Linked DNA regions of Homo sapiens: regions 1, 2, 4 and 5 are each linked to region 3. Evidence: chromatin loops called from intact Hi-C (ENCODE). Cell type or tissue: chondrocyte. All regions are shown on one strand. Links, peaks and the distances in the headings refer to the core of each region. The heading gives the core; the rest is flanking DNA.

Region 1 (6,242 bases), core at 694-5,693, 220 kb before region 3:
AAAGGGCTCTAAGGGCAGAGAATCATGGAGGCAAAATGCCCCCAGCTTGCTGGCTTGCTGGGTGACCCCAGGGGTGTCACTTAACTTCTCTGAGCCTCAGGTGTCTCCCCTGTAACCTCAAGGCTTCCAAGCTTTGTGTGAAGATTAAGAGTGATATCTGTAGGCTGGGTGCGCTAGCTCACACCTGTAATTCCACACTTTGGAGGCCGAGGCGGGTGGATCACTTGAGGTCAGGAGTTTGAGGCCAGCCTGGCCGACATGGTGAAACCCCGTCTCTACTAAAAATACAAAAATTAGGCTGCGTGTGCTGGCTCACACCTGTAATCCCAGCACTTTGGGAGGCCAAGGAGGGCAGATCATTTGAGGTCAGGAGTTCAAGACCAGCCTGGCCAACATGACAAAACCCCTTCTGTATTAAAAATGCAAAAAGTAGCGGGGCTTGGTGGTGCGTGCCTGTAATCCCAGTTATTAGGGAGGCTGAGGCAGGGGAATCCCTTGAGCCCAGGAGGCAGAGGTTGCAGTGAGCCGAGATCACGACACTGCACTCCAGCCTGAGTGATAGAGTGAGACTCCATGTCAAAAAAAAAAATTATATCTGTATTTGAAATATTTTCATATCTGATATGAAAATATTTAATAACTGGCACAGTGCAGATCCTGACCACTCATGGTAGACCTCAGCCTTCAACCCCTGGATTCAGCCTTATAGACAGGTGTTGTTTGCTAAATGTCCTCCAGGATAAAGCCCCACCTCAGTGTCTGGCAACCAGGAGGGCTTCATCGATTGCAACTATGATTATTACAATTGTGATTAAAGCAAAGGTAATTACAGCCCCAGGTGGCAGAGCCCAGACCAGTAGGTAGAATCTGCAGAGGGAAAATTCTTCCCCTTAACTTTAAAATGTGGCCAGGGCCAAGCATGGTGGCTCACACCTGTAAATCCCAGCACTTTGGGAAGCCGAGGCATGAGGATTGCTTAAGGCCAGGAGTTTGAGACCAGCCTGGCAACGCAGTGAGACCTCGTCTCTACTAAAAATTAAAAAAAAAAAAAAAAGCCAAGTGTGGTGGTGTGCACTCGTAGTCCCAACTACTTGGGAGGCTGAGGCAGGAGGATCACCTGAGCCTCGGAGATGAAGGCTGCAGTGAACTATGATCATACTACTGTGCTCCAGCCTCAGTGACAGAGCAATACATTGTCTCAAAATAAAATAATAAAATAAAATAAAATTGTAAAAGTGTGGCAGGAAGGCAGGGGGGCAGATGTCCTCCAATTCCAGCCAGAGAGTTCAGAGAGCAAACCCCAGAAAGAGGTGGGAAGCAGTAAGTTCCTGCTCCCTGGCCAGGCAGAATGCTGCAAAATTGAACCCAGCAAGGCTGGGCTGGGGGCCATAAGTGCAGAAGCCAAGGAGCAGGGCAGATACTGAAGACAGTAGCTGAGCTGTAAGACAATAGGGAATGGTGGGGACTGCGGCAAACTGCACAGCCTGGACTGGACCTACAGTGGCAACCCAGTAGCTGGTTGTTTCCATGAGGGACTGCCAGCCCTGATGGCCAATTTTCTCATTTTTATTTTTATAATTTTTTGTAGAGACAGGGTCTCACTATGTTGCCCAGGCTGGTCTTGAGCTCCTGGCTTCATGCAATCCTCCCACCTCAGCCTTCCAAAGTGCTGGGATTATAGGTGTGAGCCACTGCACCTGCCCAAGATCATCTATTTTTTTGAGACAGGGTTTCACCCCGTCTTCCAGGCTGGATTGCAGTGGCATGATCTTGGCTCACTACAGCCTCCACCTCCCCAGCTCAAGCAATTCTCATGCCTCAGCCTTAGGAGTAGCTGGGATTAATCATGCTGGGCTAATTTTTGTATTTTCAGTAGAAATGGGGGTTTTACCATGTTGCCCAGGTTGGTCTCGAACTCCTGACCTCAAATGATCCACCTGCCTTGACCTTCCAAAGTGCTAGGATTACAAGCATGAGTGAGCCACTATGCTCGGCCAGATGGTCTACTTTTTTTTTTTTTTTTTTAGACGGAATTTTGCTCTTGTCCCCCAGGCTGGAGTGCAGTGGCGTGATCTCGGCTCACTGCAACCTCCGCCTTCCGGGTTCAAGCGATTCTCCTGCCTCAGCCTCCTGAGTAGCTGGGATTACAGGCACCTGCCTCCACGCCTGGCTAATTTTTGTATTTTTAGTAGAGACAGGGTTTCACCATGTTGGCCAGGCTGGTCTCGAACTCCTGACCTCAAATGATCCACCCTTCTCGGCCTCCCAAAGTGTTGGGATTACAGGCATGAGCCACTGCACCTGACCAGATCGTCTACTTCTTAAGAGAAACTAGAAATCCTGGCTTTTAGGTGAAATACCCATTTTCAACTGTTAGCTTAATTTTTCAAAATGCCACATGGCATGTTGGAACTAGAGTGTCTAGTGTGTGGCCTCTCTAGGGAGGCCCTGGGAGGCCATGCCCAAGGTCCCTTCGGCTGCCCCAGCCTGTCCTCTCTGCAGCCCTCACTCACCGGCTGGGCCCGTGGGCCTTCTCTGTCGTGGCACAGGGTGAGCAAGAGGGATGGCGTCGGGGAGGAAGTCCTCATTCCAGGTCGGCGGAGTGCTCTCGGGGGCTGGCAGGTCGTTGTCCGGGCTGGAGGGCCGTTCTGCTGCTTCTAGCAGGAGGACCTGGGCCAAAGGAGATAGAGAGTCAGGTCCCAGTTGGGCCTGACACATAGGGACATGCGTGACACACAGGGACATGCATGTGCACCCCATGAGACCTGCAGCTGTCCACGCTGTGTGTGCCCCGTCACGCTCCTTAGTGGGAGAACCTCACTCGTGGCCCAGGTTCCCTCCATCCCAGCCCTCTCCTCCTTCTGACATCAGGAAAGTCTTTCTGGACCCTCAGGTTCAAGGAGTGCCCTTCAGACACCGTCAAAGTCCCTGTGCTGGCTGGGAGTGGTGGCTCATGCCTGTAATCCCAGCACTTTAAGAGGCTGAGGCTGGAGGATCACTTGAGGCCAGGAGTTTGAGACCAGCCTGGGCAACACAGTGAGACCCCCATCTCTACAAAAAATAAAGAAAATTAGCCAGGCGTGGTGGCACACGCCTGCAGTCCCAGTTACTCAGGAGGCTGAGCCCAGGAGTTCAAGGCTACAGTGAGTTATGATTGTGCCACTGCGCTCCAGCCTGGGTGACAGATCGAGACCACATCTACAAAAAGAGAGAGAGAGAAAAAAAAAGCACACACACATACGCACACACACACACACACACACACACATACACACACACACACAGACAGAAAAGGAAGGGAAGAAAGGGAGGGAGGAGAGTGAAAGGGTGGGTATAAATAGGCCCCTTGTGGCACATGACCTTTAGAAGACTTTCCAGAAAAACAAAAGTGGCCACGATTGCTTGGGACCAGCCTGCAATGCGGCCCCATCTGTCCCTCCTTGAGGGAGGCAGGAGTCAAAGGTGGCTGAGACCCAGATCCCGGGACCGGGAGACTTTCTCCTTCCTTTAAACAACTTGAGAGCCAGGACTCAGAGGCCCCGTGAGTCTCTGCTGCCCCCGAAGAGGCCAGCAGGGGGCGCTGTGTGCCAGAAATAGGCTCAGGGTGGGTGGAGATCCCTGCTGGGAACTTGGGTGGGTCCTGGGGCCGAGGGGCGTGAAGGACCTGCTGGGCTGAGCTGAGAGTCCATGGTGCACAGGCAGATGGTCTGCCTGAGTAGCTCCCTCACCAGTTCTGCAGTGCCCCTGGGCCTGGGGGACAGTCCTGGGATCCCTGGGGACAAAGTGGCCTGCTCTGGGCTCCTCCCCAGCAGGGGTGTCTCCAGGGTGCACTTAGCGGCTGCTCAGGGCTCTGACCCTGCACCCAGGGTTCTGGCTGGGCCCCCTGGGCTCAGGCCCTGCTGTGGGCTGCAGAACGGGCTCCCCCTCCACCCCTCTATGGGACACAGTCCTCCGATGGCCTGGATGCCTGGCCCAGGGCCCCTTAACCCCCCAGAGCCAATTCTTTCAGCCCCTCCCCTTTCTGGTCCTTAGAAGGGTCCATGAAACTGGGAGGGTCACTGCGGCGACATCACAAATGAGGTGGAGACAGAGGCTCAGAGACTGCAAGTGACTTGCCTGAGATCACCCAGCAAATGGGCGGTGAGGCCGGGGCCCCTAGTGGTGCCTCATCCACCAAACCACAGTTTATCCTCCCAACAGTTCTGTCTCAACCCCGGCTGAGCTTCGTGGAGGCACAGAGAGCGGGGACAGCTGGCTCAGATCACACGGCAGTGAAGGGTGGACCCCGTTCTCCTGAATCTCCAGGAGGAGAGAAGGGTTCCGATTCCTGCCCCAGCCACTGGCACCCCTGAAGAAGCTGACGGGCCACAGCCAAGTTTAGGGGCTCTGGAGAGGAGCAAGAAGACGGTGGCTGTCAGGTCACGTGATGGAAGGGGCCTGGGATGGCCAGCGCAGGGGATTTGGAGGAGCGTCAGGCCCTGGTGCTCCTGGGGCTGGGGGCAGGAGGTGGGGTGAAGGTTGGAGTGTGTCTCCCCTTTCAGGCCTGGCTGCTGGGAATAGTAGAAATGCCCCCAGTCGAACAAGGGCACGGGAGAGGGGCAGGCTTGGGAGTGAAGGTGATAAGTTGGCGGGGGTGGGTTGCAGTATCCCAAGGGGAACTCAGATGGCCATATTTAACAGGGGGTGGTCCCAAGGGCTGGGAAGTGGAGGTAGAGGACCATGAGAGGAGGCAGGGATGGTGTGGGGAGGCTAGGGTGGAGGAGGAGGGAGCAGGGTGAAGCCTGGAGAGATCTGGGGAGGGGTCCCGCCTTGGCCTCCTACAGGCAACCTCTAGTGTTCCCCATTCTGGGCAAAGCTCTGGCTTCCCCCGAAGTGACCTGCCAGCCAGTACAAAAGGCCTAGCTCTCTCCTTCATGGGGCACCTCCCACTGGGACACCCCTGCCCACAGAGCCTGCAGACCTGGGCAGAGGAGCCCTGGTTGGAATCTGCCCCTGCCAGCGTCTCAGCCCTCCTGGCCTGGCTGTGTCTGACCTGGAGAAACTGATCCCATTTCTGTCCAGGCATGAGCTCACCCGGGTGGGCAGCCATGGGCGTGGGGCCAAGAAAACCAGGCCACGGCCTTCGGGGGCAGTGGCCCTGATGATGTCATTGTGGCCTGGCAGACTAGCCGGGACACTGCCCTCTGCACCAGAGACTGCTGGGACTCTGAGGCTTCTGTGACTCTTGTGTACTGTTTGTGGTCCATGAGGTCAGAGAGTAAAGCCCGGGGCAGGAGAGGGGAGGGCAAGCAGGAATCTTCCCCGGTACCCTGCTGGCCTTCTGCCTGCCAGCCTGTCCCAGGAATAGAGGGTGGCAGAAATCCTGGACCAGCTTCTAGGTCTGCACCAGTGGGAGAGCAGATGGAGCAGACTCTGTGGGTTGCCTGGCCCCCAATGCCCCTTCTTCTCTTGCCCCAGAACTCCCTCTTGTGACTCTGTACATGTGACCCAGGAAAGGAATCAGGACCAGCCTGAGCCAGGCAGAGCCATCCCTTTCTGTTTGGCCAGGTACTCAGTTTCCCAGCTCCCTTGCAACCAGGAGGTGGTCACATTGCCCCAGCACAGGCTCATGAAACGTAAGGAGTCTGTTTGGGTGCTTCACCTCACCCTCCACTTCCTGCCTTTACATACAAGGTGAGGATGTGATGCCTGGAGCTGCAGCAGCCACTTTATAATCATGAGGCATCAACCAGCTCACTAAGAAGTCAGCGAAGAGCCTGGCTTCTTTGGACACCAAACCAATCCCGAGACCACCTCTGCTCCTGGACTTCTTGTGGAATAAACAATAAATGTCCTTATGGAATAAGCTACCATTGGCCAGGTTTCTCTCATTTGCCTCCTTCCCGACATACCAAAGCAGACTTCTTGTCTAAGGGAGCAGAAGCCCCAGTGTCCAGGCTCTGGGTTGCTGCTGTTTTATGCAAGCCATCTGATTTCTGCTTCCCTGTCTGGGATCTGCCTGCCTGGCTCCTGTCCTGGCTCTGCCTTCACCCTGCTAGGATCCCAGCCTCTGCCCTGGCTGACCCCTAGCCTCTGATCTAAGCTGAAAACCCAGCTCCGTGTCCTGGCTCCTGCAGACTCGCCTGACCTCGGCATGGCCTCTGGTGCCGCTGGGCTGTCTTGGCAACTAGCCCAGCTGGTGTTCCCTTCCCCTCTCCAGGCCGCTGCCTCTCAGGGCCCTCTGATCTGGGCCATCAAAGCTG
Region 2 (6,242 bases), core at 559-5,558, 80 kb before region 3:
GAAGTTTGCAGTCCACAAATTTACATTCATATCGGTGCTATTGTCTTTGGGACTTCTGGCTCCCCTGGGAAGGTGAACTGCTACTTTGTAGATGGAAAACTGAGGTTGTGGCATTGAGATTTGCCCAAAGCCATTTGGGGGGGGAGGGTAAATGGTGCAACCAGGACACCAAGTGTCTCCCGGTCTCACATTCTCACGCCTTGATAGTATGTTTTGACAGCAGGTTGTTTTGGCGAGGATGCTTTCAGATGCGTTGTAAAAACCCTACTGATAAATTGGGCTTGAACAACCAGGTCACTTAAGATTTCACATATTGAGAAGTGAGTGGCTGCAGAGTTGGCTAATTAGGCAGCATCACACAGTCAAAGACCCTGCCTCCTGCTCTGCCTTCCCCAGGCTGTCTTGCCTCATGGCTCTAAGATGGCTGCCACCGCTCCAGGCTTCACAACCTCACACAACTGTGTCCAGAAATAAGGACACAGCTTCTCTTCTTGCATAGCTCTGTTGCCCAGGCTGGAGTGCTATGGCATGATCTTGGCTCACTGCAACATCCACCTCCCTGGTTCAAGCGATTCTCCTGCCTCAGCCTCCCAAGTAGCTGGGACTACAGGTGCCCACCAGCACACCGGCAAATTTTATATTTTTAGTAGAGACAGGGTTTCACCATGTTGGCCAGGCTGGTCTCGAACTCCTGACCTCAAGTGACCTGCCCGCCTAGGCTTCCCAAAGTGCTGGGATTACAGGCGTGAGCCACCGTGCCCGGCCTGGATCAGGCTTTAATCTGAAATTTAACCAGGATAATCCTGGAGTCTTTTTTTCTGAATAAATGGCACTCTCATAAAAGCTGTTTTAAAATGTGGGCCAACAGAAGAGAAGAGGACTGCCATTGAAAAGATGGTTTAGGCTGGGCACGGTGGTTCATGCTGCAATTCCAGCACTTTGAGAGGTCGAGGCAGGAGCATCACTTGAGGCCAGGAGTTCAAGACCAACCTGGGCAATATAGCAAGACCTGGTCTCTACAAAAAGTTTTTTTGTTTTGTTTTGTTTTGTTGTTGTTGTTGAAGCAGAGTCTCACTCTGTCTCCCAGGCTGGAGTGCAGTAGCATAATCTCAGCTCACTGCAACTTCTGCCTCCCAGGCTCAAGTGATTCTCCTGCCTCAGCCTCCCAATTAACTGGGATTACAGGCACATACCACCACACCCCACTAATTTTTGTATTTTTAGTAGAGACTTAGTAGAGCTGCACCATTTCAGGGGGAGGAATGCTCCCCCATGAAGGAGGGGACACACAAGAAGGCCCCCACTCCTAATCTCCCACTGCAGCAACTGTCCCACAAGCATCTCCCACTCTGTGAAGACAGAATTTTGTTTAGGTCTATTGTCCCCTGAAACCATCTCTCTATGGACTTGAATGGAGAATTATTAAGACTTTGCCGGCCACACGCAGTGGCTCATGACTGTAATCCCAGCACTTTGGGAGGCTGAGGAGGGAGGATTGCTTAAAGCCAGGAATTTGAGACCAGCCTGGGCAATACAGCGAGACCCCATCTCTACTAAAAATTTAAAAATTAGCTGGGCATAGTGGCACGTGACTAATCCCAGCTACTCGAGAAGCTGAGGTGGGAGCATCTCTTGAGCCCCGGAGGTCAAGGCTGCAGTGAGCTGAGATTGCACCACCACACTCTAGCTTGGGCAAAAGAGCAAGACCCTGTCAAAGAAAGGAAGAGGAAAGATAGAGGAAAGAAAGAAAAGGAAAGGGGAGGGGAGGAGAGGGGAGAGGAGGGAAAGGACAGGACAGGAAAGGAAAGGGGGCAAGGGAGGGAGGGAGGGAGGGAGGAAGGAAGGGAAAGAAGGAGAGAAAGAGAGAAAGAAATGAAAGGAAGCAGTGAAAGGAGGGAGGGAAGGAGGGAGGGAGGGAAGGAAGGAAGGAAGGGAGGGAGGGGAGGGGAGAAAGAAAGAGAAAGAGAAGAAAGGAAAGAAGGAAGGAAGAAAAAAGAATGAAGGAAAGAAAGAAAGAAAGAAAAAGAGAAAGAAAGAAGAAAAGAAAGAGAAAATAGAATTTTCACAGCCAGAGGCCTTGGAAAGATCATCCCGCCCCAACCCCCTTTTTACAGGTGAGAAAACCGAGGCCCAGAGAAGGGGAAAGGGGAAGGGAAGGGCTCAAGCTGGCACGGCAAGCTGGTGACGAACCAGGACAACCGCCAGGATTCCTGCTTTTAATTTCCTCCCATCCTCCTGCAATCAGCGGGGAGGCTGGTTCCCAGTGTTCACTTGGGGGGGAAAATCCCTGATAAGAATCTAAGGAATGTGACTGCTGAAAGGGACTGACTGTGGAATTTGGCATCCGACACGATCACATCACAGCCCAGCGAGTCTCCACCAGCAGAACACCTTTTCCAAAGGACCAGGCTCTGGGACTAATTGTCCGGCAGCCGGTGGCACCCCCGCCACACACTGCTGTCTTGGCATCTCTGAGAAATTCCTCAGTTCCCCTGCAAAGGTCAGGCCCGGGAGAATTTGAAGCCACTCCGAATCCAGGGGAGAATGAAATAAACCCGGCTGGTAATGAAGTCTGCCTTTTATGTTGGATCATTTCTTTCCAAGTCTGACATTTCTTCCTACCTTTCAAGGTAGGAATTTTTGGCAGTTCACGTAACCCCCAGCAGGCAGAGAGGAAACGTGGCTTCGACACCACCAGATCCTGCAGCTTTCCGCTGGAGACAAGAGGTGGTGTCCTGGGTTGGGGCCCAGTTGGGAAATTGCTGCAGGGTCCATCCCTCTCCAGGGTCTTCCTCCTCCTCCTCCTCTTCTCCCTCCTCCTCTTCCTCCTCTTCCTCCTCCTTCTCTTCCTTCTCCTCCTCTTCCTCTACCTCCTACTCTTCCTCCTCCTCAGCCTCCAACATCTTCTTCCTCCTCTTCCTCCTCCACCTCCTCCTCTCCCTCTTCTGCCTCCTCCTTTTCCTCTTCTTCCTCCTACTCTTCCTCTTCCTCCTCCTTTTCCTCCTCCTCTTTCTCTTCTTCCTCCTACTCTTCCTCTTCCTCCTCCTTCTCTTTGTCCTCCTGCTCCCCCTCCTCTTCCTTCTTCTAGTCTTCCTTTTCCTCCTCCTCCTTCTCCTCTTCCTTCTCTCCTCTTTCTCTTCCTTCTCCTTCTCCTCCACCTCCTGCTCCTCTTCTTCTTCCTCCTCCTCCTGGCAGGATTAGAGCTGGGAGAGGCTTTAGAGACCATCCCGCTGACATAGCTTTCATCATCACCCTCATCATCACTGGTAGGAAGCTCAGAGCAGTGCTGCCTCTTGTCCAGAAGCCCAGTGACTGGGAGGCTAGGCAGGCAGAGTCAAAGGCCTCGTCATGTTCTACAATCCTCTGGGGCTGGTCTCCACTGTCCAGACGGCTTGAAGGATCAGGGAAAGCCTTACCCCTATGCCTTCTCCAGGCAGGTAGTTCTGCAAAGAGCTGGTATGACAGCGCCATCCCTGGGTCTGCAAAATCATCCCCAAGCCAGGGACTCGGTGACAACTTCCAGCCAAATGCAGCCTCACACGGGACACACCTGTGCAGACGTGCTGCTGTCCACCTGACCCGTGTAACTGCAGCCTGCAGAGAGACCACAGGCCCTTGAACTCCCGTCTCCGCATCTCCCCACCCCTCGTTCGGGTTTAGCGCAGGGCCCACATCAGTGGTATTTACTGAATGAACAAGTGAAGGAAGGAAGGCGGTGTGGGTCGGGCGCAGTGGCTCATGTCTGTAATCCCAGCACTTTGGGAGGCCAAGGTGGGTGGATCACCTGAGGTCAAGAGTTCAAGACCAGCCTGGCCAACATGGTGAAACCCGGTCTCTACTAAAAATACAAAACTTAGCTGGGCATGGTGATGTGCACCTGTAATCCCAGCTACTCGGGAGGCTAAAGCAGAAGAATCGTTTGAACCTGGGAGGCAGAGGTTGCAGTGAGCTGAGACCGCACCATTGCGCTCCAGCCTGGGCAACAAGAGCGAAACTCCATCTCAAAACAAATAAACAAACAAAAAATAAAATAAAATAAAAATACAAAAATTAGCCAGGAGTGGTGGCGGGCACCTGCAATCCCAGCTACTCAGGAGGCTGAGGCAGGACAATCACTTGAATCCAGGAGGTGGAGGTTGCAGTGAGCCGAGATCGTGCCACTGCACTCCAGCCTGGGTGACAGAGTGAGACTCCATCTCAAAAAAAAAAAAAAAAAAAAAAAAAATAGGAAAAAAAAGAAAGGCAGTGTGGACTGAGGTCTGGAAGGGACAAAGCCCACTCCATGACCGAGCCCACCAGGCCTTCTGCAAGGATCTCCCTGCGCTCCTGAACCCCTGAGCCCTAGGCTGAGCCATGCCTCTCTCCACATCTGGGCCTTTAGCCCACCAAAGTCTAGAATGCCTACTCCCCTCCCCACCCCTGCCTCCCTGAGGGCCACCTACTCGTCTTCCACATCCTGCTCAAGTGGCCCCTTCACTCTCAAATATTTGCTGTCCCCTCTGCACAGATTTGGTCCCCGCCCTTTGGTTCCTCCAACTCTGCCCACAGCACTCGCAGCCACTGTACCACCCCCGGACATGACTGTCTCTCTCTCCCTGAGAGCAGAGACTTACTCAACTTGGATCTCTGCGGCAGCATCTGGCATTGAGTGGGTGATAAGTAAATATCTGGGAAGGCCAGGGGCAGCGGGGGCCATGGAAGAACTAATTATACATAAACTGTGTATTGGAAGAAACAACTTTATGATTCTTATGTTGTTTCTAACATATTTTGTGATCAGATTATTTCCCATGGGAATGCATGTTCAAAATTAGAATGAAGGCGGGGCACAATGGCTCACGCCTGTAATCCTAGCACTCTGAGAGGTTGAGGCAGGAGGATCAGCTGAGGTCAGGAGTTTGAGACCAGCCTGGGCAACATGGTGAAACTCTGTCTCTATTAAAAATACAAAATTTAGCCAGGTGTGGTAGCTTATACCTGTAATCCCAGCACTCTGGGAGGCCGAGGCAGGAGGATCACCTGAGGTCAGGAGTTCAAGACCAGCCTGGGCAAAATGGTGAAATCCCATATCTACTAAAAATACAAAAATTAGCCAGGTGTGGTGGTGCACACCTGTAATCCTAGCTACTCAGGAGGCTGAGGCAGGAGAATTGCTTGAACACAGGAGATGGAGGTTCCAGTGAGCTGAGATCGTGCTTCAGAAAGAAAGAAAGAAGAGAGAGACAAAGGGAAAGAAAGCTCATTAGAAAGAATATTCCTTTTTTTAAAATTTTTGGACAGAGTGTCACTCTGTTGCCCATGTTGGAGTACAGTGGCACAATTATAGCTCATTGTTGCCTTGACCTCCTGGGCTCAAGCAATCCTCTCGCCTCAGCCTCCTGAGCAGCTGAGACTATGGGCCTGCGCCACCACACCTGGCTAATTTTGAAATTTTTTGTAGAGATGGGGGTCTCACTATATTGCCCAGGTTGGTCTGAAGCTCCTGGGCTCAAGCAATCCTCCTCCCTCGTCCTCCCTAAGTGCTGGGATTACAGGTATGAGCCACCACGCCTAGTGTCTCTCATCTTGATGGGCAATTCTGACCCACACTGAGTATTTTAAAGCTCTGTCCATCCCCCTGTGCAGCCCACCCAGGGGCTCACTCCACACCTGGGTAAGCATCCCGCACCACTCCCACCTTCCCAGCACAGAATCAGCCCCTCCTCCCATATCTACCCTAGCCAGGCATTTGTGATTCTAATCAGACTGCCGCCTGATAATGCCCTTATGATGAAGGGCTTCGACTCAGCAAAGTCGACCCCCTCCTCTGCAGCGGCCCTCTGAGAACTCTACGCGCTGCTTTGGGGAGTGATAACTGGGGAGGGGACTGAATTGCTTCCCGAGGTACAGACAAGGAAGCAGGGCTGAGAGGGTGAATAACACATTTGCCCTTGGTGCAAAGTCTGGCTCACGGAAGCACACGACGAAAAGCAGCCGCTGACACATTGATTCTTGCCATTATTGCAGGTCAGGAGGGAGACCTATGACATCTTAGAGGCTGCTTGGGTTCTCTGTGACCTGCTGACTTGGGGCGAGGGAAAGTCAGGATTCCGTCCATAAGCGGACATGTCCATAAGCCCAATAAGAGGACTTGGTTGCCGAGAAAGCTCAGGAGTTCGTATTTCTGCCCTTTATGGGCGGAGGGAGAGGGAATCACAGAGCTGTGTGTCAAGAAACTGGGGTCTTATCCCAGCTCAGCCTGT
Region 3 (6,242 bases), core at 357-5,356:
AAAGGTTCTTGGCAAGATTAAGGGAACATTCATTAACTTAAATATTTATAGAGTAAATGAATATGTATGTGTTTCTATGTGTGTGTTATGAAGGGGAAGATGAAACTGACACTTCTTTTATCTTTTTTTTTTTTTCTTGAGATGGAGGCTTGCTCTGTTGCCCACGCTGGAGTGCAGTGGCACGATCACAGCTCACTGCAACCTCTGCCTCCCAGGTTCAAGCGATTCTCCTGCCTCAGCCTCCTGAGTAGCTGGGACTACAGGTGTGCACCACCACACCCGGCTAATTTTTGTATTTTTAGTAGAGACGGGATTTCACCATATTGGCCAGGCTGGTCTCGAACGCCTGACCTCAGGTGATCCACCCACCTCAGCCTCCCAAAGTGCTGGGATTACAGGCATGAGCCACCGCACCTGGCTTTATCTTACTTTTTTTGAGTCAGGGTCTCGTTCTGTTGCTGAGGCTACAGTGCAATGGCACGATCATGGCTCACTGCAGCCTCAAGCTTCTGGGCTCAAGCGATCCTCTCACCTCAGCCTCCCCAGTAGCTGGGACTACAGGCATTCCACCATACCTGGCTGAGTGTGTTTGTGTGTCTGTGTGTGTGTGTGTGTGTGTGTAGAGACAGGGTCTTTCTTATTGCCCAGGCTGGTCTCAAATGCCTGGTGTCAAGTGATCCTCCCACCTCAGTCTCCCAAAGTGCTGAGATTACATGCATGAGCCACTGCACTGGCCCAGAACCAACACTATTCAGCATCTGTGGTGTATCAGGCTTAGAGTTGTGATCAGTGGACCCAAACACCGATGAGACCCTTCAGTGAGGGCGTGTGTTGTTAAGATTTGTAGCACACAAACTACCTCCCAGTGCAATGAAGTAAACGCTGAGGTGAGGAAGCCTGGACTCTGGACCTGGCAAGAGGCACAACCATTACTGTACATAGAGGGGAAATGGCATCTTTACACATAGAAAGGAGAACCGGGCTGGGCGCGGCGGCTCACACTGTGATCCCAGCACTTTAGGAGGCCAAGGCGGGCGGATACCATGAGGTCAGGAGTTTGACACCAGCCTGGCCAACATGGTGAAGCCCTGTTGCTACTAAAAATACAAAAATTAGCCAGGCATGGTGGTATGCGCCTGTAATCCCAGCTACTCGGGAGGCTGAGGCAGGATAATCACTTGAACCGAGGAGGCAGAGGTTGCAGTGAGCCGAGATCTCGCCACTGCACTCCAGCATGGGCGACAGAGCAAGTCTCCATCTCAAAAAAAAAAAAAAACAGAAAAAAAGAAAAGAAAGGAGAACTGGAGCTGCTGAAAGCCCATGGTTCCCGCCTCCTCCCTGACATCAATTTAGGATACTCATCACTTCGCCTTACTGTAATAGCTCCATTTGCAAATGAAAATTAAACTGTACATGGGGGTGGGATCAGTGGCTCAGGCCTGTAATTCCGGCACTTTCAGAGGCTGAGGCGGGCAGATCAGAAAGGACTTGAGGTCAGGGGTTCAAGACCAACCCAGCCAACATGACAAAACCCCGTCTCTACTAAAAACACAAAAATTAGCTGCATGTGATGGCATGTGCCTGTAATCCCAGCTACTCAGGAGGCTGAGGCAGGAGAATCACTTGAACCCGGGAGGTGGAGTTTGCAGTGAGCCGAGATCACACCACTGCACTCCAGCCTGGGCGACAGAGCTAGACTCCATCTCAAAAAATAAAATAAATAAAATAAAATAAAAATAAAAATAATAATAAAAAAAAACCTGTGCATGGGAATGTGCATGGGAAAACACTTGACAAGCGGCACTCTGCAGGGTGGTCTCCCCATCTGGCCTAGAATCTACCAGGACGAAGGGACTGTGCAGAACCTCAAGTGATCCACCTGCCTCGGCCTCCCAAAGTGCTGGGATTACAGGCCTGGGCCACCGCGGCCAGCCAAGTAGTTCTTTTCAATACAAAGACTATGTAACTATGTTACCGAAGGTTAAAGATTTGATACGGGGTTGACTAGAAATTTTTGTCATTTCAGCCCTTTTATGGGCTAGCATATTTTGTACCGGCACTCTCGGCACATAGACATTTAATATCATGGCTTATCCAAAATTCTGACTTGACTCTGTATTTTCAGACTGACCTAACTGATTGAATTTAGCAGCAATGTTTCTAGACACCTGCACTGACTAAACGATTCCAGTCATCATCTCTTTGGTTTCTCCTAGGTCAGACGAATGATAGTGAGTGGTGAATCCTTTTACAGAAACCAGACTTTCACCTGATTTTTTCTGAGCTGTGCCACGGCAGTGATAAATCGGCTCCCAGGTGGACGGCCACAGTGATATCATGCCACAGTGATAAAGGAGTCAAGGCCTGGTTCCAAGGCCAGCTTGGCACTTGTATGGCCTGTCTGAGCTCTCGGGATTATTGGGAGAAACAAAGGTTTGGAAACGGCCATTCCGCCCCCTCCTGGAGTCTTGCTTTCCGCGTCTCTACCGAGACTGGTGGAACGGGCCTGCAGTCCCAGAATTTTGGGAGGTGGAGATGGGAGGATCATTTCAGCCCAGGAGTTCGAAAACAGCCTGGGCAACATAGCAAAACCCAGTCTTACAAATAAAAAAATTTTAAAAATTAGTCGGACGTGATGGCACATGCCTGTAGTGCCAGCTACTCGGGAGGCTGAGGCAGAAAGATCGTTTGAGCCCAAAAGTTGGAGGTTGCAGTGACCCGAGATCGCGCCACTGCGCTCCAGCCTGGGCGACAGAGTGAGACCCTGTCTCTAAAAGAAATACAGGCCAACCCTGCAGAACCGCGTCTGCAGCCCGGGCTTTGTGGCTTCTCTCCGACCCCCTCCCAGTCGCAGACGCGCCCGCTTTCCGCCCCGCGCGCCGGAAGTGGCCGAGTCCCGTCGGCCCTGCGGGCCTCTCTCCGTCGCCATGGAAACGAAAGCGGCCAAGTAGAGCTCCGTCCTGACGCGCCGCCTCCCGTGGGCTCCGGCCGGCTAAGCCGCGGCGGACAACTATGCTGAAAGCCAAGATCCTCTTCGTGGGGCCTTGCGAGGTAAGTCCTGGCCCGGCGCGGCAGAGGGAGCGGGGAGCAGGCCTCGGGGCCTGGGCGAGCGCAGGTCCCCACCCGTCTGATCTGCGGCTTGCTCCCGGAGGCGGGAACCCGGGCCCACCGCGCCCATCCCGACTGGCGCCCCTGCCCTTTCCGTGAACTCGGTGCTTTCAGACCTTGATTCCAACCACTGCCCGGAGGAGGTAGTGGAGGCGAGCCCGGTGTTAATGAGCCCCGAAGGCCCAAGGTACTGAGTGGCATCATTGGAACCATAGCCTAGGTTTCGTGACTCTTTCTTTTGCCCCCGGGATCCCCCTAATGAATGCGTCTGTGGGTCTGGACTTTTGTTTGAGACAGGTTGTCGCTGTGTCGTCCAGGCTGGAGTGCAGTGGTGTGATCATAGCTCACTGCAGCCTCGACTTCCCTGGGCTCAAGCAGTCCTCCTGCCTCAGCCTCCTGAGTACCTGGGACTACAGGCGTGCACCACCACGCCCGACTAAATTTGTTGTTTTTGTTTTGTTTTGTTTTTTTGAGACAGAGTCTCGCCCTGTCACCCAGGCTGGAGTGCAGTGGCATGATCTTGGCTCAGTGCAAACTCCGCCTCCCGGGTTCAAGCGATTCTCCTGCCTCAGCCTCCTGAGTAGCTGAGATTACAGGCCCACGCCATTACCCCTGGCTAATTTTTGTATTTTTTGTAGAGGTGTGTTTTCACCTTGTTGGCCAGGCTGGTCTCTGCTGACCTCAAGTGATCCGCCAGCCTCGGCCTCCCACAGTGCTGGGATTATAGGGATGAGCCACCGCGCCTGGCCTTAATTTGTTAATTATTTGTAGAGACAGGATCTTGCTATGTTGCCTAGCACCTAGGCTGGTCTCCAACTCTTGGGCTCAAACAGTCCTCCCGCCTCAGTCTCTCAAAGTTCTGGGATTACAGGCATGAGCCTTTGCTCGAGTCCTGGGCGTTTTACTATATGGTCCTGGAACCATTGGCTATTAATGTGTGTGTTGGGGGCGTGGTAGTGGGGATCACATCTACATGTATACTTCACATCATCCACAGAAATAAAGCTCAGATGGACTAAGGCTAAATGCGTTTAAAAAAAAAAAAAAAAAAAAAAGGCCGGGCGCGGTGGCTCACGCCTGTAATCCCAGCACTTTGGGAGGCCGAGGCAGGCATATCACAAGGTCAGGAGATCGAGACCATCCTGGCTAACACGGTGAAACCCCGTCTCTACTAAAAATACAAAAAATTAGCCGGGCGTGGTGGCGGGTGCCTGTAGTCCCAGCTACTCGGGAGGCTGAGGCGTGAACCCGGGAGGTGGAGCTTGCAGTGAGCCAAGTCTGCGCCACTGCACTCCAGCCTGGGAGACAGAGCGAGACTCCGTCTCAAAAACTAATAATAATTAAAAAAAAAAAACCCAGCCGGATGCGGAGGCTCACGCTTCTAATCCCAGCACTTTGGGAGGCCAATGCAGGTGGATCACCTGAGGTCAGGAGTTCGAGTCCAGCCTGAGTAACATGGTGAAACCCCATCTGTACTAAAAATACAAAAATTCGCTGGGCTTGGTGGTGCATGCCTGTAATCCCAGTGACTCGGGAGTCTGAGGCAGGAGAATTGCTTGAATCCGGGAGGCAGAGGTTGCAATAAGCCAAGATCGCGCCATTGCACTCCAGCCTGGGGAACAAGAGCGAAACTCCATCTAAAAAAAAAATAAAATAAAACCTGTAGAAGTCTTAGGCCAGGCACAGTGGCTAACACCTGCCAGCACTTTGGGAGGCTGAGGTGGGGAGACCACTTGAGCTCAAGCATTCAAGACCAGCCTGGGCAACATAGGGAAACCCCATCTCTACAAGCAATACAAAAATTAGCTGGGCATGGTGATGCACACCTGTAGTCCCAGGTGGCTCAGGAGGCTGAGGCAGGAGGATCACTGGAGCCCTACAGATCAAGGCTGCAGTGAGCTATGATCACATTGCTGTACTCCAGCCTGGGCAACCGAGCAAGACCTTGTCTCAAAAAAAAAAAAAAAAAAAAGCAATGTGTATTACTCATATAATCGAGATGGACAAACAGCTGCATGTGAGATTATGAGACAGCTAGCCACGAGTCCCCAGGCTGACTTTGATCCTCTCTGTGACCTAAAAGAACTCCTTGGCTGGGCACAGTGGCTCATCCCTATAAACCCAGCACTCTGGGAGGCCCAGGTGTGTGGATCACCTGAAGTCAGGAGTTCGAGACCAGCCCGAGTAACATGGTGAAACCCCAATTTCTACTACAGATACAAAAGTAAGCCGGGCGTGGTGGCAGGCGCCTGTAATCCCAACTACTCTGGAGGCTGAGGCAGGAGAATCGTTTGAACCCGGGGGTTGCAGTGAGCCTAGATCACAGCCTGGGCAACAAGAGTGAAACTCTGTCTCAAAAAATAAAAATAAAAACTCCTTAATCCCATGCTCCCTGGACCCCAGACCAGGCTGTGCCCACTGCACTAGAGCAAGACAGTGAGGTCGTAACCACCCCAGTGATCTCAGGGTGCCCATGACCTATACTGCACCACACCGGGTTCCAGGCCACCTCTTGGGGTCATTTTTTTGGTTTCCTTTTCTGCCTTTCAGCAAAGACCTTTATTTGCACTCATTTTCACAGAGTGGAAAAACTGTTTTGGCCAACTTTCTGACAGAATCTTCTGACATCACTGAATACAGCCCAACCCAAGGAGTGAGGTGAGCCCTGACAAATCTGTGTCCCAGAGTGTCCAACTGGCTCGGCAGGGAGGCTCATTCCTCTAATCCCAGTGCTCTGGGAGGTCAAAGCGGGAGGATCGCCTGAGGCCTGGGCAATATAGGGAGACCCCGTCTCAACTAAAAATAAAACATTAGCCAGGTGTGTTGGCATGTGTCTGTAGTCTCAGCTACATGTTAGGTTGAAGCAGAAGGATTGTTTGAGGCCAGGAGTTGGAGGCTGCAGTGAGCTATGATCGTGCCACTGCACTCCAGCCTGGGTGACAGAGTGAGACCCTGTCTCAAAACAAAATTAATAATAAAACAATTTTAAAAGACTGCCCAGCCATCACCCACTTCCTACTTTTGTTGCTGTTGGCATTCCAAAAGTGTAATGCAGCCTCATTATTGGTGCTGCTACTGTTCGTCTTTTTTTTTTGGGATGGAGTCTCGTCCTGTCGCTGAGGCTGGAGTGTGGT
Region 4 (6,242 bases), core at 489-5,488, 120 kb before region 3:
ATGCACACACATTCACATACCCATGTGAGGACACACGTGCCCTCACACACTCTCACACCTTCACACGCTTGCACAAACTTACTTGCAAGCTCTCACAAACTAACACATACGCACACCCTCACACAGTCACACACTCATTTGCTCTCTCACACTCGTGTGCACACTCGTGCTTGCACACTCGCACAAACACACTCGTGCACACTTCCACACACGCACTCACACAAACACGTGCTCAGCACCCTCAGACTCACTCATGCACACTCACAGTCACACACTTGTACGCAATTATGTACACACACATGCACCTATTCACACGCTTGGATAAACACACACTCAGCCTCACACTAACACACTAAACACGCTCACATACCTGAGGACTAACCTCTGACCGTTTTCTTCTCTTGCCCAGATTCCTATCTAAGGAGCCTGGGGAGTCACGCCTTTCAAACCACAAAGCCTCATCACACAGGTTCTATTTTAACCCTATATGATGTGGCTGGCTTTCCAACCAGGCTCTAGCATAACATCGCATGGCAGATAAGGAAGGAAATCAAAATATTTCAACCCCAAATATGTTTCTATGCCATATCTTTTGTTCTGTTTTTAGACAGAGTCTGCTGCAGCAGGGGAATTCCTTGAACCCGGGAGGCGGAGGTTGCAGTGAGCCGAGATCGTGCCACTGCACTCCAATCTGGGTGACAGAGCAAGACTCTGTCTCAAAAAAAAAAAAAAAGAAAGACCTAGAAAAACAGAAAGGGCTCACAACCCTCTTGCTGCCGCAGATCTGCCAGCCGAAAGCAGGCCCAGCTTGGACAGAGGAGAGCTTTTGTTTAGATTAAAAATGGCAGTTTTAAAATTAATTCCTGAAATGGTCTTCCGACTACGAGAGACCAGAAAAACTACAGAGTCCACCCAGGGCCCGGGGCAGGCGCAAGGGCCAAGCTGCTGTTGTTTGCACCCTGCTGAGCACAGCTGATGCCAAAAAATCAGGTCCCTCCCTTAACCTCTGCACGATGGGATCAATGGAGCCCTGGGCTCAGGAGTGCAAGCCTGGCATTTGGGCTCTGTCCCTAATTCACTATACAACATTGCACAGGTACCTAAACCTCTCTGAGCCTGTTTCCTGGTCTGTATGATGAGGATACCAGGGAGACCAGGATGCCTGGTGTAAGGCTGTGAGTGCAGGAGGGGTGCATGGATGCTGGGTTTGCAAAATACAGACCTGACCTCATTCCTCCCAACCCACACCCTTCGGCCGTCCCCACTGTCATCAGGAGAGAGTCCGGGCTGCTGAGCCAAATGTGCTGGCCCTCCTCCACCTCACACAGACACCTCTGGCCCTCACCCACCAGGCGGGAGCCCTCCAGATGCACCAGACACTCTCACTTCAATCCACACTTGGAATGATGAAGATGGTCATGAGAACAATAAAAGTAGGTATGATAGGCCGGGCACGGTGGCTCACGCCTGTAATCCCAACACTTTGGGAGGCTGAGGCAGGTGGATCATTTGAGGCCAGGAGTTCGAGACCAGCCTGGCCAACATGGTGAAACCCCATCTCTACTAAAAACACACACACAAAAAATAGCCGGGCATGGTGGTGGGCGCCTGTAATCCCAGCTACTCAGGAGGCTGAGGCACAAGAATCGCTTAAACCTGGGAGACACAGATAGAAGTGAGCTGAGATTGCACCACTGCACTCCAGTCTGGGTGACAGAGGGAGACTCTGTCTTAAAAAATATATAAATATAATAGTAGCTTCAATTGCAGACTCACAGTGTACTGAGTGGTTTACATAAGCTGACTGAGAACAACAGAGGCCATTATTCCCAGTTTACAGACAAGGAAACTGAGGCACAAAGAGGTTAAGCAACTTTGTCAAGGTGGTGGAACTGGGATCTGAACCCAGGCAGAATTGGTTCCAGAGCCCAGTAATACTAATTTGTGTTCGTTCAGTACAGGCAAAGGTTTTCCCTCTCATCTACACACAGGGACTGATCTCGGGCCCCTGATTCAGAAACTGAGCTCATCCCTCTGGAGATGCTCTTTTCTTTTTTCTTTTTCTTTCTTTCTTTTTTTTTTTTTTTGAGACGGAGTCTCTCTCTGTCGCCAGGCTGGAGTGCAGTGGCGCAATCGTGGCTCACTGCAACTTCTGTGTCCCGGGTTCAAGCAATTCTCCTGCCTCAGCCTCCCAAGTAGCTGCAATTACAGGAGTAATTTTGTATTTTTAACCTAATTTTAGCTAATTTTGGTATTTTTTGTAGAGACAGGGTTTCACCATGTCGGCCAGGCTGGCCTCGAACTCCTGACCTCAGGTGATCTGCCTGTCTTGGCCTCCCAAAGTGCTGGGATTACAGGCATGAGCCACCGCTCCTGGCCACAGTCTTTCTTGGCCCCTCATTCTGAATTCCATGGGCTTGGCCCATGCCACTCTGGAACCTGATGGCTGCCAAGTCCAGGCGTGGGGCACACCAGTAGGTGGCACTGTGTCACCATCCCAACCGGCCAAGACTCAGCTTGGTAGCCCCCCTGAGTCTCACCTGAATGCCCAAGACAGGTTCCACATTTGTGGCCCATTTCCCCAGTCTTGGAAAAAAACCCGAGGGAGGCTGGCCTCCTGTCCCCATGAAGAATTGCCAGCCCCTGCCGCTAGGGTCCAGTTGGGCAAACTTTCTTTTTTTGTTGTTTTTTTGTTTTGAGACAGAGTCTCGCTCTGTTGCCCCGGCTGGAGTGTAGTGACGCGATCTCAGCTCCCTGCAGCCTTCACCTCCCGGGTTCAAGCGATTCTCCTGCCTCAGCCTCCTGAGTAGCTGGGATTACAGGCGCACACCACCACACCTGGCTAATTTTTGTATTTTCAGTAGAAATGGGGTTTCACCATGTTGGCCAGGTTGGTCTTGAACTCCTGACCTCAGGTGATCTGCCCACTTTGACCTCCCAAAGTGCTGGGATTACAGGCGTGAGCCACTGCCCCTGGCCTAGGCAAACTTTCTAAAATGCAGATCCAGTTTAGGGACTGCCCTCCCTCAAAAACAGGGTGTACATATTTTATTTAACCTCTGTCAGCCTTAAGGCCGCACTCAGTTGAGGACACCAGGCTCCAAGAGGGAACTCATCTTCCTCAAGGCTCCCTGCAGAGTCCCCAGCCACATGGTAGTGTCAACTTTGCTGCTTGGTGGGAACATTAAGGGCCAATAACAAGGTCCCGGCCAGGTGCCACACAGCTCTGGAGCGGGGTGTTGTCCCTCCTACCCCTAAGACTTTAACAACTCTTAGATTTTGGAGGCAAAAACAAGATTGGCCTCTGATGCCTGGATTCTCCCCAAGGTGGAGCAGCCCCATCCATCCATGACTTCCAGTGGTCACCAAGTCCACTCTATGGCCCACGGGCTCTGCCTGCTTTGATCTGGTGTCCTCCCTGGCCTCGCAGGTGACTTTGTTTTCCAGCCACACTGGTCTTCTCACAAATCTCCAGCACACCAGTTTCCTTACCTCTTTTTTTTTTTTTTCAGACGGAGTCTCACCCTGTCGCCCAGGCTGGAGTGCAGTGGCACAATCTCGGCTCACTGCAACCTCCGCCTCCTGGGTTCAAGTGATTCTCCTGCCTGAGCCTCTCGAGTAGCTGGGATTACAGGTGCGCACCACCACTCCTGGCTAATTTTTGTATTTTTAGTAGAGACGGGGTTTCACCCTATTGCCCTCTGAGGGGCTGGTCTTTCTTGTCTCTCTCTCTTTCTGTCTCTCTCTAGGTCACCTCCTCCAGGAAGCCTTTCTAAGGTCTCCCACCACATCTGCCCAGCACCCAGGAGGTACATATCACTATCAATCGACTGACTAGGGATCTGGCTCTCCTGGGTCTGTTGGCACCCCTTCAGGATGCAGAGCTGAGGCTTTTCCTGGGTATTACATTCAGCCTGGTGTGGGTCCAAACAAACCCCAAGGTGGGGTGGTCCTCCTAGAGTCTGTCTGCCAAAACCACCAGACTCCAGGAATGAGCTGAAGGTGGGCGAGCCCCTCACTGGTCCCTGGAAAATGTTCTACATGCCCATTTTAAGGATGGCAAAATCAGCTCAGGAAAGAAAGGGGGCTGGGCGCTGTGGCTCACGCCTGTAATCCCAGCAATTTGGGAGGCCCAGACGGGTGGATCGTCTTGGAGTTCGAGACCAGCCTGACAAACATGGTGAAACCCCATCTCTACTAAAAATCTCTACTAAAAATACAAAAATTAGCCAGGCGTGGTTGTGCACGCCTGTGATCCCAGCTACTTGGGAGGCTGAGGCAGGAGAATTGCTTGAACCCGAGAGGCGGAAGTTACAGTGAGCTGAGATCACACCACTGCACTCCAGCCTGGACCGCAAGATTGAGACTGTCTAAAAAAAATACAAAAAGAAAAGAAAGGGGAACTTAAGGGGGCTGTAGCCACTGAATGCCTGCGTACTCGGCCCACTCACACCTGAGAGTATTACTGTCCCATTTTATGGATGAAAACACTGAGTCCACCAGAGACTGTGCGGCAGGTAGGTGCAGAGCTGGACTTGGTCCACACCAACAGAAAGTGGAGGAGCCAGCCCTGAACCTTCACCCCACCCTTGACTGCATATACCCCATCTTTCCACATATACCCCATCTGCCTCCCTCCCTCTCTGGTTCTCCCAAGTGATGCTTTTTTGTTGTTTGTTTTTACTGTTGTTTATTTTTTTTTGAGACGGAGTCTCGCTCTGTTGCCCAGGCTGGAGTGCAATGGCACAATCTCGGCTCACTGCAGCCTCCACCTTCCAGGTTTAAGTGATTCTCCTGCCTCAGTCTCCCGAGTAGCTAGGATTACAGGCATGCACCACCACGCCTGGCTAATTTTGTATTTTTAGTAGATATGCGGTTTCTCCATGTTGGTTAGCCTGGTCTCCAACTCCCGACCTCAGGTGATCCGCCCGCCTCGGCTTCCCAGACTGTTAGGATTACAGGCATGAGCCACCTCGCCCAGCTCCAAGTGACGTTTTTAAAGCAGAAATGTCCTTGAACCTCTCCTAGCTTTTCTTCAATCTCAGGACAAGGCCAGGCACAGTGGCTCATGCCTGTAATCCCAACACTTCGGGAGGCCAAGGCAGGAGGATCACCTGAAGCCAGGAGTTCAAGACCAACCTGAGCAACATAGCAAGACCCCCATTTCTACCAAAAATTTAAAAATTAGCCAGGCATAGTGGTGCATGCCTGTAGTCCCCACGTACTTGGGAGGCTGAGGTGGGAAGATTGCTTGAGTCCAGGAGTTTTAGACCAACCTGAGAAACATAGCCAGACCCCGTCTCTTAAAAAAAAAAAAAAAATTAGTGGGGTGTAGTGGCACGTGCCTGTAGTTTCAGCTATTTGGGAGGCTAAGGCAGGAGGATCACTTGAGTCCAGGAGTTTGAGCTTGCAGCGAGCTGTGAATGTACCACTGCACTCCAGCCTGGGCAACAGAGTGAGGCCCTGTCTCTTAAAAGAAAAAAAATCTTAGGACAATACCCAAATCCTAAGCCTAACCTTGTGGACTTCTGCCATCTGGCTACTGTATACCTTGGCCATCCCTCCTCCTCTCCTTGGCCACCAGCTCCTCCCCGCCCCCATTCAGAACTCCGCCCGATTCAGAATTCCACCAGCATTCAGAACTCCGCCCCCATTCGGAACTCCGCCCCCCATTCGGAACTCCGCCCCCATTCAGGACTCCACTGGCCCTGTGTGCATGTGCTCTGTCTCTGCCCAAGTCATGCAGCCTCCCAGAGCTCAGTGAAAGTGCTGCCTCCTCTTAGAAGCCCACCCTGACTAGCCCACACTCGGTCCCTTCCACCCTACAGCAAGCTGGGCCTCTTCAATCTACACCCTCAAAGTACCCAGACTTCTCTTCTAAGCACTTATGATTGTACACCCATGTATGTAATTATTTGTCTGACATCCTTCTCCACGGAGCCACTGGCTACACCGCCTGCCTAGCTTAGAGCGAGGCACATCGTCTGCACCCAGTGAAGACTGGTGGAAAGAACGAAGCATTCAACGAACAGGGTGCCTGGATGCAGTCTCAGTCTGGGAGTGGCTCAAGCCTGTAATCCCAGCACTTTGGGAGGTCAAGGCGGGCGGATCACCTGAGGTCAGGAATTCGAGACCAGCCTGGCCAACATGGTGAAACCGTCACAACTGAAAATACAAAAATTAGCCAGGCATGGTTGTGCACACCTGGAATCCCAGCTACTCAGGGGGCTGAGGCAGGAGAA
Region 5 (6,242 bases), core at 610-5,609, 190 kb before region 3:
TTGGTGTGGCCAGGCCAAGGGAGGCAGGGAGAGGGCCTCTGCCCGTGCGCCACCACCTGATGTCGACTTGAACTCAGATGGGAATACTTTTGAAAAAAGTGAGATGGGCCGGGTGCGGTGGCTCACGCCTGTAATCCCAGCACTTTGGGAGGCCGAGGCGGGTGGATCATGAGGCTAGGAGATCGAGACCATCCTGGCTAACATGGTGAAACCCCTGTCTCTACTAAAAATACAAAAAACTTAGCCAGGCATGGTGGTGGGCGCCTGTAGTCCCAGCTACTCGGGAGGCTGAGGCAGGAGAATCGCGTGAACCTGGGAGGTGGAGCTTGCAGTGAGCCGACATCGTGCCACTGCACTCCAGCCTGGGCGACAGAGCGAGACTCCGTCTCAAAAAAAAAAAAAAAAAAAAGAAAGAAAGAAAAAGAAAAAAGTGAGATGCACAAGTGCTCTGAATCACCTTGTGTGGCTCGCTCAGAGAAGCCCCCATTAGCCAGACACAGTGGCTCACGCCTGTAATCCCAATGTTCTGGGAGGCCAAAGCAGGAGGCTCTCTTGAAGCCAAGAGTTTGAGGCCAGCCTGGACAACATCGTGAGACCCCCTCCCAGCCTCATTCTCTACAAAAAATTAAAAAATTAGCTGGGCATGGTGGTGCTCACCTGTAGTCCCAGCTACATGGGAAGCTGAGGTAGGAGGATCACTGGAGCCCAGGAATTTGAGGCTGCAGTGAGCCTGACTCAGCCCCAAGCCCCAGGCTCGCCCTGTCTCTGCAGCTGTGTCAGAAGGCAGGAATAGCAGGTGCAAAGGCCCTGAGGCAGGGAAAAGGCTGGCAGGTAGTGAGCAAAGGTGTGTGTGACATGGGATGAGGTGCAGCCTTACCTGCAGGGCCCAGGAGGGGACTTTTATCACAGTGAACGGAATTACTGAGTTTCAGGGAGGGCGATTTCATGATCTCATTTACATCTTTAAAAGGCTCCTCTGAGAGGCCGGGTGCAGTGGCTCACGCCTGTAATCCCAGCATTTTGGAAAGCCAAGATGGGAGGATTGCTTGAGCCCAGGAGTTTGAGACCACCCTGGCAACATAGTGAGATCCCTACATCTCTACAAAAAAATTTCAAAAATTATCTGGGCTTGGTGATGATTGCCTGTAGTCCCAGCTACTCAGGAGGCTGAAGTGGGAGGATCACTTGAGTCCAGGAATTGGAGGCTGCAGTAAGCCATGATTGCACCACTGCACTCCAGCCTGGGTGACAGAGTGAGACCCTCTTAAAAAAAAAAAAAAGACTGGGCGCGATGGCTTATGCCTATAATCCCAGTACTTTGGGAGGCTGAGATTGGCAGATCACCTGAGGTCAGGAGTTCGAGACCAGCCTGGCCAACATGGTGAAACCCCGTTTCTACTAAAAATACAAAAATTAGCCGTGCGTGGTGGTGCACACCTGTAGTCCCAGCTACTCAGGAGACTGAGGCAGAAGAAGCACTTGAACCTGGGAGGCAGGAGTTGCAGTGATCCAAGCTCGCACCACTGCACTCCAGCCTAGGTGACAGAGTGAGGCCCCGTCAAAAAAAAAATAAAAGAGCCCCCAGTGCTGAAAGAGGCCAGGAAGCCAAACCCTGAGCTGCTGGGGGCCTCAACTCACCCGTGTTGGCCGGGCCTAGACCATTCTGGGGGTGGGAATGAACCCTGCCCTGTACCTCTGCAGCCCCACTCTTCATCTGGCAGCAAGAACCAGTGATCCCTGGCCAGACTGGCATCCCATTAGTGAGTTTACCAGCCTTAGTGAGATGCCATTGCTCTAGGTGCAAGGAGGAGGGAGGGAATCAGAGGCTGTTTTCTGTTCTTCTTTTCTTTTTTCTTTTTTTTGAGACAGGGTCTCAGTCTGTAGCCTGAGCTGGAGTACAGTGGCACGATCTCAGCTTACTGCAACCCCCGCCTCCCAGGTTCAAGCTATTCTCCTGCCTCAGCCTCCTGAGCAGCTGGGATTACAGGCGCCTGCTACCACGTCTGGTTAACTTTTGTATTTTTAGTAGAGAAGTGGGTTTCATCATGTTGGCCGGGCTGGTCTCAAACTCCTGACCTCAAATCATCCGCCCACCTCGGCCTCCCAAAGTGCTGGGATTACAGACACGAACCACCATGCCCAGCCTCCTGGTTGTCTTAAAGAGCTGGCACCTCTTCCTCCCCCATCTCTGGCTCCCTCTTTTGCTATGCGACGCATCAGCTCCCCCTTCACCTTCTGCCACTAGTAAACGCTTCCTGAGGCCTCACCAGAAGCTGAGCAAATGCTGGTGCCAGGCTTGCAGAACTGTGAGCCAAGTAAACCTCACTCAGACTAGAGTGCAGTGGTACGATCATAGCTCACTGCAGCTTCGACCTCCTGGGCTCAAAGGATCCTCCCGCCTCAGCCTCCTGGCTGAGTAGCTGGAACAAACCTCTTTTCTGTATACATTACCCAGCCTCAAGTATTCCTTTATAGCAACACAAAACGAACTAATACAGGTGGGAAGGTAAAGACCTGAATTTGAAAAGTGACCACTTCCACATGTGAAATGACACCCAGCAAAGATTAGGGGTCTCTCCTCCTTCATCTGAGCTGAAAGACCTTACGGTCAGGTTTCGTGAGTGATGGGAGAATCCTCTGAGGGTTCCTGTAAATAAGATTCTCTGTGCCCGGGCATGCTTTAGGAGAGAGGGGCCAATGTTTCATCTGTTTATCAAGGAGGGGTGGGAAGGGAGGGTTGTTGGTTCATGCCACCCTAAATGTTAAGACCATCATCTTTTTTTTTTTTTTGACAGGGTTTTATCTCTGTTGTTCAGTCTGGAGTACAGTGGTGTGATCATGACTCACTGCAGCCTCAAACTCCTGGGCTCAAGCGATCCTCCCACCTCAGCCTCCTGAGGAGCTGGGACTACAGGTGTGCACCACGCCTGGATGATTTTTCTATTTTTTGTAGAGATGGGGTCTCGCTGTGTTGCCCAAGCTGGTCTTGAACTCCTGGCCTCAAGCAATCCTCCCTCCTAGGCTTCCAAAACTGTTCGGATTATAGGCATGGGCCACCGCGCCTGGCCAGGTTAAGGAATTTTGTAACAGTTACATGACGGAGCTGGGATTCTGTCTCCAAAGTCCACATTCTCCACCTCCATGCTCCAGTGTGTTTGGAGAGCCTCAAACAGCTTGTGATCAGTGGAAGAGAAGATGTGAGCAGGCACAAGGAGTGGAAGACATGAGGCTGGAGGGCCATCAGGCTCTTGAAAGCCAGGAGGCTGTGGGATTCAGGATGCTGTGTTTGCACAACCCTAGAGGGCGCCATCATATCATGGTCCTCATAATTTTATATATATTACGGCAGTTTTCCAGCAGATGGCAGTCACGTGCCTTGAGGAAGGGGCGCTTTTTCCTTAATCTGCACAAAGAAACCACAGGGACCAGCGGCGGTGCTATTTGGCTGATATCCAGGTGGGGTGGAAAGTCCAGAAGGGTCTCAAACAGGGAAGGGGAATGTTTAGATTTCTGCTTGCTCTTGGTGGGGAGAGACCGGAGGTTGCTGAGACAGTTCTGATAGGTGGGTGAGATCTAAGGTAAGAAAATGGGCCACTTTGTGGTGGCTCACGCCAGTAATCCCAACCTTTGGGAAGTGGAGGAGGGAGGATCACTTAATCCCGGGAGTTGGAGACCAGCCTGAGCAACACGGAGAAACCCCATCTCTATTACAAACACTAAAAATTAGGCATGGTGGCGTGTGCCTGTGGTCCCAGCTACTCAGGATGGGGAAGTGGGAGGATCACCTGAGGCGGGGAGGTGGAGGTTGCAGTGAACTGTGATCACACCACTGCACTCCAGCCAGGGCAACAGGGTAAGATTCTGTCTCCTGCTCCCCCCACCCAACAAAAAACAAAGCCAGGAGGGGCAGAAAAGAGGAGATGGATTAGAGAGGGCTGTAGAGACAGAAGAATCCACGGGATGTTGGGGATCCCTTGCAACAGGGTCACAAGGAGAGAGTTGAGGCTTTGAGGTTTCTGATTTCAACGGCAGATTGGCTAGACGGAGTAGTGTTTTTCACTGAGCAAGGAGAATTAGAAGTGGTTCTAGGCAAAGCCGGGCGCGGTGGCTCACATCTGTAATCCCAGTACTTTGGGAGGCCGAGGCAGGCGGATCACTTGAGGCCAGGCGTTTGAGACCAGCCTGGCCAACGTGGTGAAACTCTGTCTCTGCTAAAAATACGAAAATTAGCCAGGCGTGGTGGTACACACCTGTAGTCCCAGCTACTCGGGAGGCTGAGGCCAGAGAATCGCTTGAACCCGGGAGGCGGAGGTTGCGGTGAGCCGAGATCACATCACCACACTCCAGCCTGGGCAATAGAGTGAGGGGGAAAAAAAAAAGGAGTGGTTCTAGGGAGTGGGGAGGAGTTGCTTTTGGATGTGTGCAGGGAGGAGAAGGCTGCAGACAGCACACCTAAGAGGGAAGTTGGAGAGGGATTGGACAGAAAGGTATGAATCTCAGCTTGTGACCAATCCATGCAAAATAACAGCACTCTGGCTGGAAATCCCCGGATGGTCCAAACCATCTTGCAGAGCTGTTATGAGAAATGCACTCTCCTTAGGGACCGTGGTGCCCACTGACTAATCAGAAGGAGCAAATACAGTCAGGGAATCTCTTCTGCAGTTAGGAACACGGAGGCTAGGTAAAAGGAGAAAAGGGATCCAGTGTCCCAGAGCTCAGGGCTGGTACCCGGGATCTCCAGTTTCTAGACCAGCCCTGCAGCTCACCCCTGGTCTCGGGGCCCCTCTCAGCTCCCTGGAGCCAGAGCCACTGTCCCAGGGGGTGGGCTGGGTAGGTCTAATCTGGACCCGTTTGGTTTCTGCTAAGAGGCCCCCACCAGCTCTTTCATTGGCAGCCAAAACATGCTCCTTTCCAAGGCAAAAACAAAATAAAATAAAGCATGTTACAAAGTGACTCTCTCTTCTCCGATTCATTTTAATGTGCTTTTCAGCGTTGGTTTATTGTGAGCAGCTCTGTGTGCAGAAAACATGTGCTTGCAATATGCCAGTGACAGTAGGGATTCCAGGGGGCCTCCTGGCCGCCCCAAACAACCGGGACAGTCAGGAAGTTAAAGGCATGTCTTTGATGATCAGGTAATTGGTGACTCTCAAATATTTGTCCCAAAGGCTCTGAATGGGTGTGATTTCACCCAGAGTCCATTCCCTCCACTGACCCCATTCGGGCAGAGGGAAAGGACAGAAGGAGAATTCAAGGGCTGTGGTGTGAGGATGGGTTCTAGCTTAGAGTGTGGCTTCTCCTGTCCTAGGGTCCTCGAAGGTGTAACGAGCTGGGAGGGACCAGGAGACTCAGGGTCTAGTCTGTAATACCACTGTGTCATCTTAGGCAAGTGTCTGTCCATCTCTGGGCTGTTGGGCCTCAGTTTCCCCGTCTTATAAGAGAAGGCAGCTGTGATGGTTAATACTGAGTGTCAACTTGATTGGATTGAAGGATGCAAAGTATTGATCCTGGGTGTGTCTGTGAGGGTGTTGCCAAAGGAGATTAACATTTGAGTCAGTGGACTGGGAAAGGCAGACCCCACCCCCCTCAATCTGGGTGGGCACCATCTAATCAGCTGCCGGTGTGGCCAAAACACAAAGCACGCAGAAGAATGTGAAAAGACTAGACTGGCCTAGGCTTCCAGCCTATATCCTTCTCCCATGCTGGATGCTTCCTGCCCTCGAACATCGGACTACCAGTTCTTCAGCTTTGGAACTCGGACTGGCTTCCTTGCTCCTCAGCTTGCAGACGGCCTATTGTGGGACCTCGTGATCCTGTGAGTTAATACTCCTTAACAAACTCCTCTTTCCATCCAAAAAAAAAAGTATACACACATACTCATGTACACACAAAAACAAAGTAAATTCACAGTCATGCACACACATGGAGTGGTCATACTCATGCACACACCTAGGCACACACATGCACCCATGCACACACAGAGTGCCCACACACCCATCACACTCATGCATACACACAACACACTCATACACATTCATGCACACTCACAGTCATGCACACACACAACACACATACACACTTCTGCACAATCACAGAGAGTGCTCACATACACGGGCACACCCACCCAACATGGATCTACACACGTGCACACCCAGACCCACGTGCATTCATCCACACACATAACTTTTTTTTTTCACCCAGGCTGAGTGCAATAGCGCCATCTCTGCTCACTGGTTCAAGCCATC

What was found. Peaks named below come from ENCODE experiments on the same cell type or tissue, not always from the same donor. Only the 100,000 strongest peaks of a DNase experiment are listed, where the experiment ranks them.
Region 1: it touches region 3 in a loop (11-fold over the local background); 4 of 110 quality-filtered maps call a loop at or near these places.
Region 2: it touches region 3 in a loop (4-fold over the local background); 4 of 110 quality-filtered maps call a loop at or near these places.
Region 4: it touches region 3 in a loop (4-fold over the local background); 5 of 110 quality-filtered maps call a loop at or near these places.
Region 5: a loop joins it to region 3, with 7 times the contacts of the local background. A loop is called at or near these places in 4 of 110 quality-filtered maps.

The regions. Positions count from the first base shown.
Region 1 is chr7:101,536,321-101,542,562 of GRCh38, reverse strand. It overlaps COL26A1 (collagen type XXVI alpha 1 chain), which reads right to left. Exons shown (of 13, transcript NM_001278563.3): 5 at 2,514-2,670. Among named protein-coding and RNA genes, the nearest start is that of LINC01007, 30 kb to the left of the region's middle. RefSeq lists an enhancer at 1-437. In chondrocyte, for the core only: CTCF peaks have their summits at 3,366 and 3,583 (motif pointing right); DNase peaks (open chromatin) are centred at 2,682 and 3,842.
Region 2 is chr7:101,398,337-101,404,578 of GRCh38, reverse strand. The region is part of intron 1 of COL26A1 (collagen type XXVI alpha 1 chain); the gene reads right to left. Among named protein-coding and RNA genes, the nearest start is that of COL26A1, 39 kb to the right of the region's middle. RefSeq lists enhancers at 3,048-3,575, 5,360-5,961. In chondrocyte, for the core only: no CTCF peak of the experiment used is centred there; no DNase peak of the experiment used is centred there.
Region 3 is chr7:101,318,480-101,324,721 of GRCh38, reverse strand. It overlaps IFT22 (intraflagellar transport 22), which reads left to right and starts at 2,910. Exons shown (of 5, transcript NM_022777.4): 1 at 2,910-3,051; 2 at 5,690-5,766. The coding sequence starts at 3,013. RefSeq lists a silencer at 3,068-3,187. In chondrocyte, for the core only: a CTCF peak has its summit at 2,478 (motif pointing left); a DNase peak (open chromatin) is centred at 3,011.
Region 4 is chr7:101,436,821-101,443,062 of GRCh38, reverse strand. The region is part of intron 2 of COL26A1 (collagen type XXVI alpha 1 chain); the gene reads right to left. Among named protein-coding and RNA genes, the nearest start is that of COL26A1, 77 kb to the right of the region's middle. RefSeq lists enhancers at 3,598-4,557, 5,432-6,073, 6,074-6,242. In chondrocyte, for the core only: CTCF peaks have their summits at 2,290 and 2,490 (motif pointing right); no DNase peak of the experiment used is centred there.
Region 5 is chr7:101,505,066-101,511,307 of GRCh38, reverse strand. The region is part of intron 3 of COL26A1 (collagen type XXVI alpha 1 chain); the gene reads right to left. Among named protein-coding and RNA genes, the nearest start is that of LINC01007, 61 kb to the left of the region's middle. RefSeq lists a silencer at 3,729-3,848 and an enhancer at 3,261-4,020. In chondrocyte, for the core only: CTCF peaks have their summits at 3,106 and 3,331 (motif pointing right); no DNase peak of the experiment used is centred there.